3 separate regions of the Mus musculus genome follow, and all the other regions are linked to region 3. Evidence: chromatin contacts called from ENCODE Hi-C or POLR2A ChIA-PET data. All regions are on one chromosome and are shown on one strand. The core of a region is the stretch at or near the end of the contact, and the rest is flanking DNA. Distances in the headings are between cores, read along the strand shown. Region 1 has its middle 41 kb from the start of Myh9. Region 2 holds the start of Eif3d (eukaryotic translation initiation factor 3, subunit D). Region 3 holds the start of Txn2 (thioredoxin 2).

Region 1 (2,727 bases), core at 3-2,502, 46 kb after region 3:
TCTTGCCAGTACACTCCCCCAAGTCCTGCATCACATGCTCCAGTGCACTGCTGTCTCTGGTCCTCTACCCGCATGCCTACCGTCTCTGTCTCTGTGACCCACTGGTTCCAAGTCCCTTGACTGATTGATACCTGAGCCCCGGGAAACTGACCTCCAGGGTCTGTATGTGGGAGACTTCTTAGAACAAGGCCATGGCGGATAAAGGGAAGACAGTCTAAGAATAGTCCAGAAGGCCTGGGCCCTTAGATTAGGGCCTGTGTTTCAAGAGTGACTCCAGAGGTTGGAGGCTAGCCCTGCTGACCTTGGCTGTGGGTCAGAGGCAGTAGAGTGCAGGCTCCCCACCTCCCTGCCGCCAGGCAGCTGATCAAACACTGGAGTCAGTACTGCGGCCCTGGCTGCGAGGTTGAGGAAGGCCAGGGAGGAGATGGAAAGACAGAGAAGAAGAACAAAGTTTGGGACGCAGGGTATCAGGGGAAGAGAGTGGATGCAGAGTTTCTGGGAAAGCAGAGTCATCTGACCAGCCCTGTGGTTCCACAGGGCTCTAGGGACTTTGCAGAGGACAAGGCCCTGCCCTCAAGGAGAGCAAACCTCCCCTCCCCACACCAGGGGGACAGGTAAGGACTGACCAGAGTGACCATGGATGGCCTCTCAGCTGCCAACAGAGGCCATGAAGGGGGGGGGGCGTGTGTCTAGTGAAGCCCGAGGCAAGGGACGCAGGAAGAAGAGAGAAGAGACTTAGGAGAGTCAGAGTCCCAGGCTGTCTGCATGCATGAGACCAGCCCAGAGCCGGGGAAACCAGACAGAGCTGCTGCCCTCCCTCCTAGGTATCCATGCACCCCCACCCCCACCCCACCCCACCACCCCACCCCCGCTACTGGTTGACTTTCTTGGTTCCTCCCCTACGGAGAGTCAGACCCAGAAAACCTACCCAGTTCCCCAGACCCCCTGGTGCCCTGGGACCTCTCCAGGCTGCGGTTTTAGTAAACAATTTGGCTCCTTCTGGAGCCTGGGAGAAGAGGCTTCGGCCCCTTCCTTCTTAGTGGGGCTAAGAAATTCTTCGCATTCCCAGTGAAGAGGGCTGGGCTTTTCTTCCTGGTCAGCACCAGCAAGACCCACAGGAGCCGTGTGAAGAAGGAACTTGACACCCCTCCCAGGCTCTCAACGCCCTCCCTGCTGTTGGTCAGTCGCCCCTCAGAACTGCACAGGGCAACCCCGGGCCTGCCAGAAGAGGTCTGACCCCATCGAGCCCTGGGAGTTGGGAGCTGGAGGAGGAAGAGGGGGAGGGGGGTCATCCACAGAACAGGCCTGGCCGGATGCCGGCTATCCTCCTCCAAATGTCCAGGCTAGTCTGGCATTAAGGGGGTATTCCATCCTTATACGAGTGGGAGAGTGAAGGCAGCGTCAGGGAGTGTGATAGAGGGTCACTTATGCTGTGACCTCAGGAAAGGGAGCCTGGAGCTCAAGCACAGGGTGGGGCACTTCGTTAGCCAGCCACACCAGCATATATCCTCACACAGCCTTGTGATTGTGACTGCATAAATCACAGGTGAAATCAGAGAGGGTAACTAACTTATGCAAGGACACACAGCAGATAAGTGCAAAGCTGCGTTCGGACACCAGAATGTCTGAATTTAAGCAGGAGGTTCGGTACCCCTGGGGAAGGGGAAGGGAAAAGTACCAGCCTGGCTAGATCAGTGAGACAAGGAGGCTCAGGGCTGTGGCTTAGATGGGAGGGGAGGGGAGGCCACAGGAAGCTAGGCAGCCAGGCAGGTCTGCAGGGCCAGGCCAGGTGGACTCCAAGAGGACACAGTGACGAGTGTCCCTTGTCGAGTGTCTGGTTTTCAGAGCTTCTGTGCTTTGGAAAGGTGGTTTACTAGTGGGAGGCTGACTGAAAAGATAAGCCAACTTCTAAAACCCTTCTGTAAGGTTTCAGGATGGCCCTGTAATCAGAAAGGGGTCAGTGGGTACTCAGATCTCTGCAGTGAGATGCACAGCAGCTTGCTCTGGGCAAGGATAGGGAGAGCAGGCATACTGGGGCAGAGTCTGGGAGTCTTGGTTCTACCTAAGGGCCTTAAACTCGGCTCTGCAAGCAGTAAGACTCTGGGCAGCTCACAGGACCACCCTGAGCCTCCAGGAACCATATGCAGAGAGTGTTAGGGAGTCACCCTGACTCCACAATTTAGCCCTCACTTGCTGACTCATGCCAATGACCCAGAGCCACGCCTTATTAAAGCCTGTTACGGGGACTTTTTTTTTTTTTTTTTACAATCTGCGGAACATAATCACACAGTTAATGTTATTTGATCCTTACACAAACCAAGAAGCCAACGGGGCATGAGTCATCTTCTAGATGAAGAGATGAAGAAACAGAGGTTCTGAGTGGAGCTGTGGTGGTCTGATAAGCTTGTCTCAGGGTGTAGCATTATTAGGAGGTGTGGCCTTGTTGGAGGAAGTTGGGCTTTGAGACCCTCCTCCAAGCTACCTGAAAACAGCCTTCTGGAAGCCTTTGGAAGAAGATGTAGAAGTCTCAGCTCCTCCAGCGTCATACCTGCCATGATGCTGCCATGCTTCCCACCATGATGATAATGAAAACCCTAAGACACCAGGATTCTCTTGTCACCAGGGAGCAACAAGGCTCCCACCCTGGTCATTAGGCTCCCTTCTCAGGCTCCTCTCCCTCTCACACCAAGGGTGTGTTTTCTAGTGTCAATCGGCACTACGCAGCTC
Region 2 (2,700 bases), core at 192-2,691, 42 kb before region 3:
ACACAATAGGACCCAGACAGTGACAGTAAACCTTTGGGGCAGAAAGTACAGCAAGTGTGGGACCTGCTGGGAGAGGAATGAGAGCAGGGTCGTGGTGGCCAGAGCAGAGGTTGTTCAGAAGGGCAGGGAGATGTCAGGCCACATCTTCCCTCGGAAGTGTGGGAAGAGCTTTGAGCATCCTGAGGAGCAACCCACTGGGAGTATGAATGGTTCGAACAATGAGGGAGATGGTACTATGAGGGCAGACAGCACTCAGGTACGGCTGAAGTTACAACACAGACAGGCTAGTCCCAATGTGGTGGGAAATTTAAGTTAATGACGAGGACCCAGCAGGACCCACCAAATCCTGAGAACACAAATTGGGGAAACGGGAAGGCAAGCTCATTGGTAAATTAGTGAAATGGGTAATCCCACCAACATTACCATTTCCAACACAGGTAGAGGCCAAATCACCTGATCAAATTCATCCCAGTGGTATCCACGGTAAGGACCCGAATGTGGAAATGTCCTTTGACAACCATTTATTTTACAATTTATTATCTAGCATTTCCAGTTTCATTAAGGGAGGAGGGGAGAGAGATGTCAGATATGAAGGCCATAAAACTACACTTGGCTGACCCTGGACACCACATGTATCTAAGATGTTTTTTTTTTTTCTTTTTTTAAAGATGTATTTTCTAATCAAGGAGATCTGCTGAGAAACTATCAAGGAAACATAAACAGCAGGCAGAAGGGACCAGCTTTTTAAAAAACGCCCATCCCGAGTCTCTTTCCAGACGGCTGCAGGGGGTGGAAGACGCCAAGAGGTCACACTGACCCGCACCCTGTGAACTGTGATGATCAATTAAGACGTAGCTTGGATAGCCCCGATCTGAATATCGATTTAGAGCGAGGCACTCTAAATCTGCTTTAAAAAATAGCGACCAGAAATCTCCGTTGAAAGACGCTTGTGACCTGTGGGACAAAGGTTTGAGTCCTAGCGGGCACCCCGAAGCTCTAGCAACCCGGACTAGGCAGGTCATTTGCCACCCTGCGTTGGGGCCACAAGTGACAAGCACACGAAACGCGCCGGGCCACTCTCCAGATAACGATCAGCCAGACCGACGACCACGCTGGGGCCAGCGAGCGCGGCGGGGCATTGTGGGAGGCAGAGGAGGCGAGCCTGGCGCGAAGCATTATGGGACACCGCGGGGACAGCTCCGACTCCCCGCCCCGGCTTCTCTGGCCCCGAGCGTGACCACGATTCAGTTCTGAACCTCTCCGGGCGTCCCCAGACGCCACTGACGTAATCCCCTCACTTGTGTCTGGCACCTCAGGGGCGAACGAGGATTTTTTTTTTTTTTTTTTTTAAAGCCGAGAGCTGTGACACACTTCCGGTTGTGTCTCACTTTACGGCTTGACATTTTTCCGCTGACTAAGAAGGAAGTGGTAGGGCCATTTACGACAGCGCTGGTCGCCGTTTACGGCACCGGCCCCTGCGCGCGCATCTTCCCTCCTGCCTTGACTCCTCGGAGTATCCCGGCAATCGCAGTTTTTTCCCCGGGCCATCTGTCGCCATCCGGGCCCGTGAAGGCTTTTGCAGGTGAGCGGCTTGTTTCGTGGGACCCTGCGGACCTCGCGAGCCAGCCTGGGCTAGACGTGGCTTCGGGAGCTCCCGGAAGAGCCTTCCTTTACGTCCTGTCGCCTGTGCCCCTCCGCTGGGCGGGGCGGGAATTGGCCCCCGGTGGTCCCAGGCACGACTCAGAATGCAGGACACCGGACCTTGTGTGTGGATCCCTCGCTCGGCGCTCTGCTCAGCGCCGTGGGGTGGGTTGTGGGGCGACGTAGCCTCCTCTAGGGGTTCGAACAGATTGTTTCTGTGCTCCGAAATGGGGGGCTGAGAGTAGGTTCCAGCTCTGATCGGAAACGGAGCCCAGGAGTTAATGGCCCCCACCTGTAGTGTCCCCAGTGACCCACACTGTATTGTGGCCAATACAGCTGTCGCGCCGTTTTACTTTTCCCCTACTGCTTTCTTTCTGATTCACGTGTGCAGTAGCCGAAGGACCAAACCCTGTCCATCCAGGGAGATAGATGATGATGCACATCAGGCCTTGAGCCATCTTGAACTTGTGACAACTCAAGTTTACAGTTGCTTTGGGGGCAGCCTGTTGGGTATGGCTTAAAGCCCCAGGTGGTCAGGCTGCCAGCTACCCACAGTATAACCAGAAGGAGGTCGGGCCTAAGTAGACAGCCTTGGAAACTTTTTGAAGGGATGGGCAGATGGACTCCTTAAGTTAGCAGAGCTAGCTTTGTGTCTCAAAGATGGGGTGTGTGGTAGCAGTCGGTGGTAAAGCGTCCAGCACAGCACCCCAACATCCTGGGGCCTCTTACTTCATGTCAGCTGTTTGAAGGCCACCACACCCCACCACCACCACCTCACCCTCTCTCCCACAACCCCGTGTTCTTCCTACAACTTAGCATACGTTCATATTTGGAGGGTGAAGCTCCTGGGTTTACTCTTGTCCGTGTCACCTAAGTATCACCAGCTTCCGTGTGTCAGAGGAGGAGGAGAGGCTACTGAGCTCTAATGGTGGACAATTTCAGGTTTCTTGTGTGTGGTCAATGCATGGGTTTTTTTTTTTTCCTTTTGTTGTTTGCTTTGGTTTTTGATGGGAAGTGTCCAGCAAGCCCCTGGATTATACAGCTATTAGCTTTTACTTT
Region 3 (2,700 bases), core at 60-2,559:
AAGGGACCCAGAGACAGTGCAGAATCTAGTACCTAGTAGCACTTTTCTCAGAGAGCTCTGGGAGAGCCTTCCAGGCACAACTGCAGATGTAGAACACAAAGACGCCTCAGCAAACCACTAATTATTGAGAGAGTGGGTTAAAATAGGGTGGTAGATGGAGTCCATCTGCTGGGACACATCACATAACCCCTCTGACAGAAACCACTTGCTGAGGTGCGCAAAGATTCTCAACTTAGTGTCTATTGAACAGCCTCTCTGTGCTGGGCATTGTACCAGGTTGGCGCTAAGTATATGCAGATGAGACAACCACAAGTCCCTACTCTCAGAAAGAGACGTTGTCCATGTGTTCTGGAGGATTATAAAGCAGGCGCTAGTGAGAAGAAAGCAGTACTATTCAGAGAAGATAAGGTGAGCAGGTGTTCTAAGTACCCAGAGACAAAGTTCAAAGTGAGCAAAGGTATGGAAGGGAAGGTGGACAGCAACGTGTTCCCCGATCGTAAGGGGCTGGAATACTGGTTACAATATGCATAAATGAGGGACTTACACCTCAGTCACTCATGCCAGTGGGAATGGAGAGAAAGCCCTACACTTTACCTTGGATAGTGCTTCCTTGACAGTTCCAAAAAGTAAGACATGACAGTACAAAAGGTAAGGGCTTTAGAAGTACCGCCAGCCCTTAGGGGCAGAGGGACTTGCTCAATCATAAGAAGTTAGGTTGGGCAGAAAAGAATCAAAAACGGCAGAATAACCCCTTAATGCGACATGTGTACACACACACACACCACACACACGACCGGATCTCACGTAGTTCCTAAGTATCGAGGATGACTTTGAACTCCTGAGCCCTCCGGGGTCCTGGGATTAGGTGTGTGCCATCACACCCAGTTTACTTGGTATTGAGAAGCCAGGCTTTGGGTGTGCTAGACAGGAATCCAATTGAGCCATAACCCCAGCCCGGGAATCTCTTCCTTTTAACACTAAGCTTCTGTCGAGAACAGAGCTTCCTCGGCATTAAAGTGAACACAGCCTTCCAGCCCTTTCCAGAGCTCAGATCCAAGGGTGGGCAATGCCAAGAGGCGCAACACAGCAGGAGCTTGTTCCAAAGCCACTCCTTCCTTCCCGCCCTCTCACCCATCTCCTCCCTCACTGGTCCCACACATTTTCCGGTCCCTCCTCCACGATCCCATTCCTTCCGGTCGCGCCCCTTCAGCCCTACATTTTTCCGTCCTCCTCATTGGTGAAAAAAACCGAGCCGCCCCCAAGTTGCAGAGAAACGTCGTCCGCATAGTCTTTCCCGGAAATGACGCTAGACCTGCCCCTGAGGAAGTGACAACAGGAGTGCCCTTGACGGGCAGGCCGGCTGGGCTCTGCATCCCTCTGCTCGCACTGCCGGGAGGTAGGAGCCCTTGCGGGGTGGGCTGAGCCGGGCTGGCGGCGCGCTTCTCTGCAGGAAGGCGATCGGCAGGGGGATGCCCCTAGAGGGAGGAGGTGGCCTTGGCAGCTGCACGTCCTGTGCTCCCAGTCTCCCTGTCCCCCACCCTCCCCAACACGTGTCCATTCTTTGGGCTTCCCTCCGTACACATGCCACCCGCTTCACTTTGGTACCCCATGGCCGGTTCCTACGCCTCTCAGTTCCTCCTTCCGTAGTTGGGAGTCTTCTTCGCTCATTCTTCGACAGCTTCCCTTTCCTTAATTTCCCATAAAAACACTTTTTTAAAAGAATGACTGATAAAAATTTTACAGACGGCCTTGGGTTCCAATTAGCTGTACTTTAAAAACTGGCCTACGTTGGGCATGGCACTTAACCTACCTGTTGCCCTGAGTATGGACGGTATTATAAGGTTTCTTCAGAGTTGATCAGAGAGAGCCAGTGATGTGTGTGTGTGTGGGGGGGGGGGGCATTGGGCTATACACAGTGATGTAAGGCACTTGAGCCTTGTCCCTCCCTCCATTGACCTTTTATAATTCCACCTCAGCCTTGATTTCTTTTTGGCTGTCAACCCAGTTTTTCTGCCCTTCTAACTTAACGTCTATTCAGTGATGCTGACTCCTTACTCACCTCTAGATATTTTTTTTTTGTTGTCGTGGGGAGGTTTTAGAGACCAGGTTTTATTGTCTAGCCCAAACTGACCTTGCCTTATATCACCTGCCTCGCCTCCCAGGAGGAGGATTGACAGGTGGGCCCCACCACACCTGGCCTTTGAAAATCATATATTACAGTATTTCCATGCATCTTGCTTCCAATTCTGTATGTTCCCAACACCTCATTATTCCAGAATTCTTTGTTTTCCTAGTGTGTTGACTTCCTATTGCATGGCCCCAGCTCTTCCTGCCTCTTGCTCCCACAGATGGCTCAGCGGCTCCTCCTGGGGAGGTTCCTGACCTCAGTCATCTCCAGGAAGCCTCCTCAGGGTGTGTGGGCTTCCCTCACCTCTAAGACCCTGCAGACCCCTCAGTACAATGCTGGTGGTCTAACAGTAATGCCCAGCCCAGCCCGGACAGTACACACCACCAGAGTCTGTTTGACGACCTTTAACGTCCAGGATGGACCTGACTTTCAAGACAGAGTTGTCAACAGTGAGACACCAGTTGTTGTGGACTTTCATGCACAGTGAGTACTGGGGACAGTAAGAGATGGAGGGTCTTACTTAAGTATTTATTGAGGGCTCACTATGGCTCTCTACCATGTGTAATGCTTAT

Evidence for each region. Hi-C counts contacts between places; a loop is a spot of excess contacts on that map. ChIA-PET counts read pairs that join two places held with the same protein, here RNA polymerase II (POLR2A).
Region 1: POLR2A ChIA-PET joins it to region 3 with 12 read pairs in Patski. The contact joins the enhancer-like site here to the promoter of Txn2 in region 3. A Hi-C loop is called at or near these places in 3 of 37 maps with a recorded cell type or tissue (left cerebral cortex, mouse trophoblast stem cell and regulatory T cell). POLR2A ChIA-PET finds 5 or more read pairs at or near these places in 5 of 5 experiments (Patski and embryonic stem cell).
Region 2: a map of heart shows a loop between it and region 3 (4-fold over the local background). The contact joins the promoter of Eif3d here to the promoter of Txn2 in region 3. A Hi-C loop is called at or near these places in 16 of 37 maps with a recorded cell type or tissue (CH12.LX, T-helper 1 cell, adrenal gland and 5 more). POLR2A ChIA-PET finds 5 or more read pairs at or near these places in 4 of 5 experiments (Patski and embryonic stem cell).

Annotation. Positions count from the first base shown.
Region 1 is chr15:77,881,424-77,884,150 of GRCm38, reverse strand. No RefSeq gene overlaps it. Among named protein-coding and RNA genes, the nearest start is that of Myh9, 41 kb to the right of the region's middle. Within about 2 kb of position 1,252, at least 2 of the 3 ENCODE cell types and tissues checked have a DNase peak (open chromatin) inside an H3K27ac peak, as active enhancers do.
Region 2 is chr15:77,969,565-77,972,264 of GRCm38, reverse strand. It overlaps Eif3d (eukaryotic translation initiation factor 3, subunit D), which reads left to right and starts at 1,441. Exons shown (of 15, transcript NM_018749.2): 1 at 1,441-1,582.
Region 3 is chr15:77,927,603-77,930,302 of GRCm38, reverse strand. Txn2 (thioredoxin 2) reads left to right here and starts at 1,309. Exons shown (of 4, transcript NM_019913.5): 1 at 1,309-1,396; 2 at 2,349-2,611. The coding sequence starts at 2,349.